2 separate regions of the Homo sapiens genome follow, and region 2 is linked to region 1. The links are chromatin loops, found by intact Hi-C in ENCODE. Cell type or tissue: heart left ventricle. All regions are shown on one strand. Each heading gives the region's core, and the rest is flanking DNA. Links, peaks and the distances in the headings are about the cores only.

What was found. Peaks named below come from ENCODE experiments on the same cell type or tissue, not always from the same donor. Only the 100,000 strongest peaks of a DNase experiment are listed, where the experiment ranks them.
Region 2: it touches region 1 in a loop (2.3-fold over the local background); 1 of 110 quality-filtered maps calls a loop at or near these places.

The regions. Positions count from the first base shown.
Region 1 is chr1:228,935,172-228,940,543 of GRCh38, reverse strand. The region is part of intron 2 of LOC124904539 (a long non-coding RNA gene); the gene reads left to right. Among named protein-coding and RNA genes, the nearest start is that of RHOU, 200 kb to the right of the region's middle. In heart left ventricle, for the core only: no CTCF peak of the experiment used is centred there; a DNase peak (open chromatin) is centred at 2,602; H3K4me3 peaks cover 465 bases; H3K27ac peaks cover 1,655 bases.
Region 2 is chr1:229,056,422-229,061,793 of GRCh38, reverse strand. No RefSeq gene overlaps it. Among named protein-coding and RNA genes, the nearest start is that of LINC02815, 96 kb to the left of the region's middle. RefSeq lists enhancers at 1,325-1,824, 2,452-2,952. In heart left ventricle, for the core only: no CTCF peak of the experiment used is centred there; DNase peaks (open chromatin) are centred at 1,803 and 2,973; H3K27ac peaks cover 408 bases.

The DNA.
Region 1 (5,372 bases), core at 306-5,305:
GACCCCCTTAGTCCTGTCAGCCCTGAGAGACTCCAAGGCAAGCCTCTGGGGGCTGAATCTAACAAATCAACCATCTCCCCAGGACTCTATCATGAGGCTGCACATTGGGTTCCCCTCCAACAGAACATTTTTCCCCAGAAATCACAGGATTAGGCCTCCTAACCTTCTCTCCCTAAACTGCCATGTCCAGGTGTTACTTGTAAGCTGACCATCAACTGAACCATAGTCATGAGAAAATGTGGATTTATATGTAGATTTGCTTGCAAGAGAAGTTGGGGGACCCCGACCAGGGACCAACAGTTTTGTTCCTGTGCTTCTGCCTGACCTGTGTCCTTGTCCAGTGCCTTGGCTCTCCTTCGTGTCTGCTGCAATCTCACTTAGGCAAAACTGTGGCTCTTTTACGCGGCCCCATTTGGTCTCTGGATGAACTGGGATACGATACTTTCATAGTCACATCCATTAGCAGGGACGGCTGCCTCAGTGACAGGTGTGGGTTGGGGGAAAAGCACACACTTGAGTGGCAGAGCCGGCTACTGCTCCTCCCAGGCACTTGCTCCCTCTTTCCTTCCCTGTCCTCTGCTCTGGAACTTCATAATCCTGAGCCACAATTGTGCACATCAGAGGAGAGATACAGGAACTAACAAAAAAGTGGCCCAGCAGTTTTGTTCCAGAGAATTGAGTTTAGAGCACAACGCCTCACCTGGGCTACCACAGTGCCCTAGAAAGCTGTAGATGGATACAGGATGTGATGGTGAGTTTCATGCATCAGCTTGGCTAGGCTATAGGACCCGGTTATTTAATAAACACTAATGTGGACGTTGCTGTGGAGGTATTTGTGGTGTGGGTCACATGTACAATAAGCTGATTTTCAAGAGATTGCCCCTGATCATGTGGATGGGCCTCATTCCGTTGATCCCCCTAAGAGCAAAAACTGAGGTGTCCCACAGAAGAAATTCTGCCTCAAGACTGCAGCCTCAACTTCTGACTTCAGAGCTGCTACCCCGCTGCTTTGAGGCCGGAGGCCCTGCTGGGCCCAGCCTCCTGTGGCTGAGTGTCATCTATTGTCTCACGCTCAGAAGGACCCCAGCCCCATCCAGAAACCAAACACACCCTGTGGTCAGTCTCAACTCAACCTGCCAACCACCTAGCTGTGATTCTGTCCTTCTCACTATGCTTATTACAAACAGGTGGACCAGGCTATAACTGGGCAAGATCTGCTGATGGCTTACTGCTGACTGAATCAGGCAGGGGTGCCTGCTCTTAAAGGTGTTTCTTTTTAGTGAGATCATGGCCTTGGGTGTGAGGCGAAGGAATAACTAGGGGCTAGGGAGCAGCAGATCCAGGTGTGAGGCCCAGCCCTTATGTTTATTGCCTCTGTCTTCTCACCTGTAAAATGGGTTCACAACAATAAGATTACTCACAGTGTTGCTTTGAGGCTCAAAGAAGGAAAGGTGTGTGAAGCATGTTGAGAACTATGAAGAAAAATACCAAGGTTAATAATTAATTAAAGCATTTTTACCACTTTCCATCGAACTATTGAGAACAACAAAAAACTTTTCCAAACTGTGGCTAAAAGCAAGAGGTCGGTCTCTCCTCTAACGTTTCTTCTTTGATTCCCAGGCTTTTGCATTTAGCCCAAAATAGGCTCCTTGGTGCCCTGCGTTTTAAGTAGGAAGTGACCAAGTCACTGACTTCCCGGAATCTGTCTCTGCCAACACAGGCCATAGAGTCCTTAACAACCCGCCTGTGAACAGTTATTTATAGTGTTCACCTCAGGCGGACACCACTTTTAGGGCAGCAGGGAAATGAGAACATCCGCTAAGGGCGGTTTAGATCGATCTGTTTTGCCCAGCTCTGCTCAGCTGGGAGAAGTCTGCTGTCTGCTCCACAGCCCCTCCACTTCAGAGCAGGTAGTCGTGGCTTGCACTGTGGGCTGTTCCCCCAGCCTCTACACAGCTAGAAGACAACCTCTTCCTGTTCACAGAGCTCTAGAGGGGGACAAGGGAGTGTCAGCCTAGCATCTGTGGAAAAAGAGTTCAGGGAGGCTGCAGTGAGCCATGGGAAAACCTAGGTCTCTTCCCTGCTAGTGTGTGACTTCCAAGACCTCTGGCTTCCCCTCCTAAGTGACGGTGGCATGCTCTGCCTGCGTGTGTCATAGAGATCCTAAAACCTCCCGTGAACAAAGACTGGTACACAGGCGGGTAACAGTGTTGCTATTATTCTTTCTTCAGTAATATGACCCAACACAAGCAAAGAAAGAGACAGGCAGGCTGGCTTCACGGCTAGAGTTGCTGAAGATGACCACCGCAGGAGGGAAAGGAATCACGTTCATGGTTACTTGTCATCAGTGCAGAGTTCCCTCCCAGTGTGTTAGGACAAAAGGGAAGAACCTCTGCAGTTGAGAAGCAAGGCACAGATAAGAATCTTTGGATTTCTTCGGTTAGGTACTAAATGCCTGGAGTGCGGCTTTTTCTGCCAGCAGCTGCGTCCAGTCATTTGTGGTGTTGAGGCCAGGGTAGCGGCCCTGTCCTGGGAGTCGGCCTCAGTCTTTGGCTTTGGCTGTAAGGCACACTGAGAGAAACTAGGCTGCAGGCCGCTCTTCTCTGCCTTAAACCCCTCTGGGTGGGGCAGCTCTCTCGAGAGCAGTCATTACTGCAGCTGTGTGAGCTGCAGGGTGGCTGAGCAGAGGAAAGGGAGGCACGATTGCTCACCCCTTGGGAGGCGGCACAGGTCACAAGAGAGCTTTGGAGTTGTACAAATCTGGGTTCCAATCCTGGATCTCCCTTCTTAGACATTCAGACCACCTCTCTAACCCTCGGTTTCCTCTTCTGTGTAGTGGTGATAATCCTACAGGCCTCAAGATTTTGGGGACACCAAACGAGAGCACAGAAAACCAGTGCAGGGGGGAGGGTGCTGGTGCAGGGTAGTTGGTGAGTGAGCATGACCCTCAGCACCCCTGACTCCACCGTTCACACCTGAGAACGTAGGGCCGGAGATGACTTTGCCAAGACTGAGCACCAAGCAAGAAGCACGGCTGCGGGAAACGCGGCATGCTCAGGCATCCACAGTCTTTAAGCTAAATGACATCTTACTGAGCGCTCCCTTCCACAAGACTCCGTGTTGGGAACTGTGCATGCGAGGGATCTAGGTTGCCTGGGGGAGGTGCTCTCCCCTCACCTTCTTCAGAAAACAACTTCCAGGTTTAGTGTTTAGAGTAATTTTTTTTAAATGTACAAAAAGTGCTTTGGTGTCCAAAAAAATGTGTTGAATTTGAAAAGATTCAGATGGCATCCATAATCTTCATCCCCGCCCTTCCAGCCCCGGGCTTGGTACCTCTGCAGGGCATGCCCAGGGTGGTTGGGGACTGGCACAGGTCTGTGGCCCTGGGGGTTGGGGACCCCTGCAGTAGGGTCCTGAGACTTTGTGAGTCGCTGGGCTGCCTGCAGGGCCAAGGGGCATAAGCAAATCTCCATCCTGGCATTGGTGCAGGTGAAAAGGAGGTGTAAGTCCCTGCTGCAAATGGAGAGGACACAGATATGACACAAATGGAGAGAGACAGTGAAAATCACCGAGAGACCAGGCTCTGCCCGGGCTGGCCATCTACCAGCCACCCAGCCATGGGATGCTGGACAGTCCTCAGGCTTCTCGGGGCCTCTGTTTCCTCACCCAGGAAATGAGCTCAGGCCAGAGGGACAGTTTTCAGGGTTTTCAATTTTTTTTTTTAAAGCAGCAGAAACTTTTCTTTAAAATAAACCATGAGCAGAGCCCCAGTACATTAAAAAAAAAAAAAAAGTAGAATCTGCCTGGTGGAGTGGAAGTGGGGACCCAGAGGCCTTGTGTGCCTTGACCCGAGGATGTGTTGTTGGGGCCGCACTTTCAGAGGGGCACCCAGCACCCTATATTGGGCCCACAGGTCTACATCTGTTCCCATGTCCCAATTTAGCTGTAAGTCCTTGCAGGCAGGGGCTGTCCTAGAGCACTTGGGGTGGCCAGAGCCCAGCCCAGCACCCTGCTCACACGCTCTGGTGACATGTCATTAGTAGAGGCAACTTGCGCAGGTCTGCAGCAACCTCCATTCTTGCCTCCTCAGAAGAAAAAATTCGACTGAGGGGCATAAGGCAGAAGAAAAGACCAAGGCAAGTTTTAGAACAGAAGTGAAAGGAAGTAAAGTACACTTGGAAGACAGCCAAGCAGGCAACTTGTGAGGTCGAGTGCAGGGTTTGACCTTTGATTTGGGGTTTATATGTTGGCACGCTTCCAGGGTCTTGCATTACTTCTCCTCTGATTCTTCCCTTGGGGTGGGCTGTTCGGGTGGGCTGTTCCCATGCGCAGTAACGGTGCTTGAGAGCGGGGCATGCACAGTGTGTTTACTGGAGTTGTACACATGCTCACTTGAGGCGTTCTTCCCTTACCAATCTGGCATTCCTAGAGGAAGGTCATATGCCAGCTAAACGCCTCCATTTTGCCTCTTAGTGCGCATGCTTGAGCCCACTCACCCAATCCCCTGCAACCTTATCGGGAAGCAGCTGATCACCAGCTTCAGGTGTTTTCTGTTTATTGGGAGACTGCCTTTCCCTGGTGCTGGCTGTGCCCAATTATTATTTTAGAGAGACAGTTAACAACAACCTGATCATCACCTGATGGTTGTCTGACATTCCTGGTGTGTGTGTTGGGAGAGCCCCTCCTGCCCTGCTCATGCCTGGCTAGCTACCTCCCTCATCAGTACTGCAGTGGGAAGAGGCAGCCGGTAAGTCGATGAGAAGTGCCTCCTCTGCAGCAGGGCTTTCAGTCTTGTACACTTCACGGGGTGGCCGGTTTTCTATTTTTCCAAAGACTGGTATTAAAATAGACAATTGTCCCTACTGCAGTCACCTGCAGTTATTCAAATAAAGGGCATTTTGGCAATAGTAAAATGGCTTGGCCCTTGGGGACCACTACTCTAGAGCCACTTCCGGTCATTTGCTTGACCTTGTCATCTGCCTGTCTTTGCAAGTGAGTTCGCTTTAGGCTGACCTTTGGTCCATGGTGGTCCAGGTCTGCCTCCTCACAGCCCTCAGGCGTGGCTGGCTGTGACTCATCTGAGCCTGGAGTGTTGTCCTCTTGGTGGGCACTGATCACTGTGACATCTCTGCCTTTGGTCCAAAGTCCTGTCTGTACTTTAATAGAATATGACTACTGAATCTTGACCTTTGGCAAGAGAGGCCTGGGGTGATTTAAAGTAAACAAAACAGCCCTTACCACCAGAACCTGCCCAGGGAGGCAGGGACAGAAGTAAAGCAGTGTTCTGTCCTCAAGCTGGTGGCGACACAGAAAGAAAGCCAGAAAAAGCAGCCCCACAGTGTGTTAACTGAGTCCTCACAAAGTGCTGCAGG
Region 2 (5,372 bases), core at 105-5,104, 120 kb before region 1:
CCCCTTTGCTGCCAGAGTATTTCTTTCTTATCTGTTATGTGTTTGGGGGTTGTGTGCAATTATTTCACTTACTAAAAAGGATCCCACTGGTGGGAGGAAAAGAGGACTTGAAAGCCACTGATCCAGGACAAAGCCTTCCTTTTATACTTTTTTTCCTTCCTTCCTTCTTTCCTTCCTTCCTTCCTCCCTTTTTTCCTTCCTCCCTTCCTTCTTTCCTTCGTTCCTTCCTTCCTTCCTTCCTTCCTTCCTTCCTTCCTTCCTTCCTTCCTTCCTTCTCTATCTTCTTTCTTTCTTTTTCATATAACCCACAAACATCCTTCCATATACTTAAATTTTTTTCCAGACGAGGTTCTGCTATGTTGCCCAGGCTGATCTTGGATTCCTGGCCTCAAGTGATCGTCCTGCCTCAGCTTCCTGTGTAGCTGGGATTACAGGTGCCTGCCACTGCACTCAGCTTCTGTGTTTTGAACAGGCTCCATTGGTGATGCAGATGCTGCCTATGGGACCTGTGATGGTTAATTTTATAAGTCAACTTGTCTGGGCCATGGTATCCAGATAGTTTGTCAACTATTATTATTATTATTTTAATACAGCATTAAATTTTAATTTTTAATTTTAATTTTTTTTGAGACAGGGTTTTGCTATGTTACTCAGGCTGGAGTGCAGTGGTGTGATCATGGCTCACTGCAGTCTGGACCTCCCAGGCTCCAGGGATCCTCCCACCTCAGCCTTCCAAGTAGGTGGGACCACAGGCACGTGTATCACCACACCCAGCTAATTTTTGTATTTTTGGTAAAGACGAGGTTTCACTATGTCACCCAGGCTGGTCTCAACCTCCTGGGCTCAAGCGATTTTCCCACCTCAGCCTCCCAGTGTGCTGGGATTACAGACGTGAGCCGCCACGCCTGGACAGGTCAAATATTATAAATTTTTCTGTGAAGGTGTTTTAAATGAGATCAACATTTAAATCAGTAGACTTTAAGGACAGCAGATTAGCCTCCATAACACGGGTGGGCCTCATCCAAACAGTTGAACACCTTAAGAGAAAAAGACTGAAATTTCCCAAGGAATATGGAATTCCTCCAGCAAACGGTCTTCAGTTTTGAACTGAAACTCTTCCCTGGGTTTCCTGCCTGTCCACCTGCCCTACAGACTTTAGATCACCCTGGCCTCTACAGTCCTGTAAACCCATTCCTTAAAATAAAGTTTCTCTCCCTCTCTCTCTTTATGCACACACACACACACACACAGAAACACACAGACACACAAACACACACATACACATACACACAAACCCACACATACACACACACACACATGCACACACATATACACATACACACAAACACATACACAGAAACACACAAACATAGCACACACACATACACATACACACACACACAAACACACAGACACACACACATCCTGTGCATTCTGTTTATCTGGGTTCAAACTCCAGCTCTTCCACTTACAGTGAGATTTTAGACAGGCTATCTCAAATCTTTGCTTCTGTCTCTGTAAAGTGGAGATTATACATTTAGTCCAGTGCCTGGCACTTAGGAAACTATTAATAAATTAGAACTCTAACCTTCATCAGGCCATGATGATTATCATAGTAGCACTGGGAAAAACTGTAAGAAGTCTTGCCCTTCCTGTTCTTCAAGAAATCTTGTCTCTATCCCTCATTCTAAGCAGTGAAAACCTCACCTTTTCTTGAAAATCTCAAGGAAATGAGATTGTACAGACATCCTCTGCTGAGCACAGCAGCCCTGCCCGGCACGTGAGGGCCCGATGGCCCCAGTCCCACCTCTCCCCTCACTGCCGGGCAGCAGGGAGGAAGCAGCAGAAAGCGTTTCCCAGTCAGGACACGTTTGTTGTCAGCTCTTTCCTGGACAGAGCCAGCTTTTCCTTCTTGTTTTACTTGGCATCGATCTGTGTATTATCTGTGCAGTTCTCTGGAAAAGAACAGAAAACCAACTTCCTATGTGAATAGCCAAGAGCACTGACCTCTCTGATCTCTGGCTGTCTTCAGGACTAACTCAGAATTCCTGGCTCCTCCTGTCTCTGGCCAGGGAGGCCGCCTGAGTTGGTGCACAGAAACCTCAGCTGGTATCGGGAATGTTCTGCAGGACCAAGGGTGGTTCCAGGGTTTTTACATAGAAGGGGCTTGAAGGCAGGAGTTTGGTTGAAAGAGAAATTGTCCTATAATTGTATTTGCAGCACAAACACAATGGTTTTATTTAGAAGGCATATCACAGAGCATGAGGGTGACAAACTGGCCAGTGGGATAAATCTGTCCCCCTACCTGTTTTCGTAAATGAGGTATTGTTGGAACGCTTCTATGCCCTTTCTATTGCCTAAGACTTCTTTCGCATTGTAGCGGCAGAGCGGAGTAGTTGAAACAGAGGCTGTATGTGTGATCGCAAAGGTCTAAAATACTTACAATCAGGTCCTTTACAGGAAAAGTTTGCAAATCCCTGTAACACAGCAATAAAACAGCACATTTTAAAAAAAGATGCTACATTTATAACAATGTGCGTAAAAATAAGAAACTATCCTTTGCTCATTTCAAATCATATTTTGGGGATGTCTCGGTGGGTGGTTTAATGAGGCCCCTGGGTGGGAAGAGGAGTGTAAATTTTCCTAAGTGACGTTTGTGCTGTGACCATGGAGACACTCCTTCCTCAACCCAGGTCCTCTGAATCTCACAGAATGCCAACCTGTGGTCTGAGTTTCTGCTTTGTTTTCAGGTTTTGGCCTCTGCCCAGCAGCACAGACTGTCCTCTCACCCGGGTTGTTTTTTCAGTTTTTCTTGCATCGTGGCAGCTATGGAAAACGGCATTCATTATTTGTAAAAGGATGCGGCTGCTCACGGCTGAGGAGACAGCCACAGGAGCTGTCCCAGACCCCATCCCCAGGACTGAGGCATTGGCCTCTGCACACGTGAAACCCATTAGCAGCCCGGAAGACACTGCAGCGGAGGGCTGGGAGGCTCCCGCTGGTGAGCTTCCCCTTGTTCCTGGTGACAGCGCTCTGGATCTGCCACTCAGGGTGTCAAGGAGAGTCGGTCACACTTTCCTGTTCCTGCTCCAGGATGGGGCCTCCTGTCCCCCAGGGCCCCAACCTTAACAAAAACCTGAAGGAGCATGCTAGGTCCTGGTTGAGTTGTTTTCTCCTATGTTTCATTTAAGCCTAATTAAAGTTCTGGTATTAGGCCAGAGAGATATGATACTATTAGCTATGTTTTGTAATGGAGGAAATGGAACCTCAGAGCACTGCGGCAAGTTGCTCAGGTAAATGGGCTCTGAGCCAGAGGATCAAGTGCTGGCGGTGTGCTGGCAATGCCAACAACAGGATCTCCTTGCACAGCAGGGAGTGGGGAAGCCTCATCCACAGCATCTGCCCCAGCCCTTGAATAAATCCCCTACCCAGGGGGCTCACCAACCCCGGACTAGGATCCCTGACCCTCTCTGGGCCTCTATTCCCTGACCTGTGGGTTGAGAAGGTGTAGCGCCTGGAGCTGCGGAGCAGACCTGCACAGGAAGTGCTTTAAAAGCCACAGAACCTTTAAAAGCCACAATCTTAGACGGCGTGGGTCGGTGCCAGCAGAGTAGGAGCCCCAAGCATGAAAAGACCTGGCACATCCCACCTCGGTCACCCATGTGCGACTAAAAGCAGATCCGACACTAAGCCATATGTTTAAGAAGGCGTTTTTCTCATGATGCCTATGTAAATCATCACATAAAAAAAGTGTTGGGCTCCCTATCTTGCTATTGCCCTAAGCATGTTTTTGGCCTTTCCACTGGGTGACCCAGCCTGGGGACAATATGTTTGAGAAAGATAGGTATCTTGTAGCTTTCAGGACCCAGCTGGAAACTTTAGGAGAATTAGGGGTATCCAGTATCCAGGTTGGAGTAACTTCAACAGCCTGGGACTGAGTTTAGACAAATGGCCTGCAGAATTGTACCTAACTAGCTGTGTAATCACTCATGAATTGTTTTCTGAGCACCTCTGGCAAGGTGCTGAGGGGGAAGAGGTGAGATGCTTGTCTTCTCTGGGGCTGGGGATGGAGTGAAAGATGCATGTGGCAGAGGCCACTTATGACCCAGGGAGTGCTGCTGCCATGATACCTGGGCAGCATCCGAGGGCCCATAATGGCCAAGTGTGCTGTAAGGGGGTCAAGAGATCACCGTTGAAGTTGGCAGCTGTGGGAGGCTTCCAGAATGGCAGATGGAGCTGGGCCTCGAAAGGCAGGTGGGATTCCAGCAGGTGAGGACGGAGGCTGGACCAGCACTCTCAGGGATCCATCGAGTGGTTTTTCCTTTCTCTGTTTCACTTGGATGCCCTTGATTCTCACTTCCATTTCCTCTCCTGGTTTGACCCCTGAACTACATCCACAGGTGAGAGGGCAGCCTTGACTCCCCTGTTCTGGGACTGGTTATTAGGCTTGGTAGGGGTGGAGAGGAGGGTGGCTTCCTCCCAGAGGCAGTAGTAATATACCCAACCGACACTCCAGCTTTCCTTAAAGGCATCTTCGCATCCCTTTAATGAGTTCATTTTTCCATTATGTAGCCTAGAGGTGTGTGATTGGTTAAAATTCAAAGAACTAGTATTTGGCCACCTTTTAGCACCATTTAGCAATTATTTCAAATATGTTCCTTTAGAATGTGCAGGTGCTTGTTAAGAGTTCTTTTCAGCAAAGATCCTAACACAACCGGAAAAGTCCTCGTGTAATATCCTGTTACGTTCTCTAGGTTGATTTTACATTCTGCCTATATGACTGAACACATTTCCAATGCAATTAAAAAATAGTTTGCAACAACTCAGTGGGTGCTGATGTGCAGCTTCCTCAGTTGCCTGGCCCATCATTTTCATCAGGTTACTCTTAGGGCGTTCTGTGACCCATAACACTAAGGCTATGTGACCCATAACGTAAGACCAAGGCCTGCTGGCCTATAAGGCAAGGTGCTGTTACCAGCTTACTTGATGCCCCTGGCTCATCTTAGACTTGAGGTCTCCTAACTCCTTGCTTAGAACACTTTCACAAGATTCTTTTGTCCCCTAAACAAAACAAAACAAAACAAAACAAAACAAAAAACAACCCAAAACCAAAAGCCTTGAGACCTCACTTTTTGATTTGAATTTTTATTTAACCTAATGTCCTTTTATCTCTTAATAGTTGGCTCTGGAACCCACTATGCAGCTGAATCCTCTTTCGTCAGCCCTTGTGTTTGTTGGTATAATTTGGTGTAAAGGAAAATAAAAAACTCTCAGGACCCCCGAAGTCCTTATGCAAAAGGGAAGGTTAAGCCTGGAGACGGAGTCACATAACACTCCCTTCCAAATGAAGAGCTGTTACCAGCATTATGTGG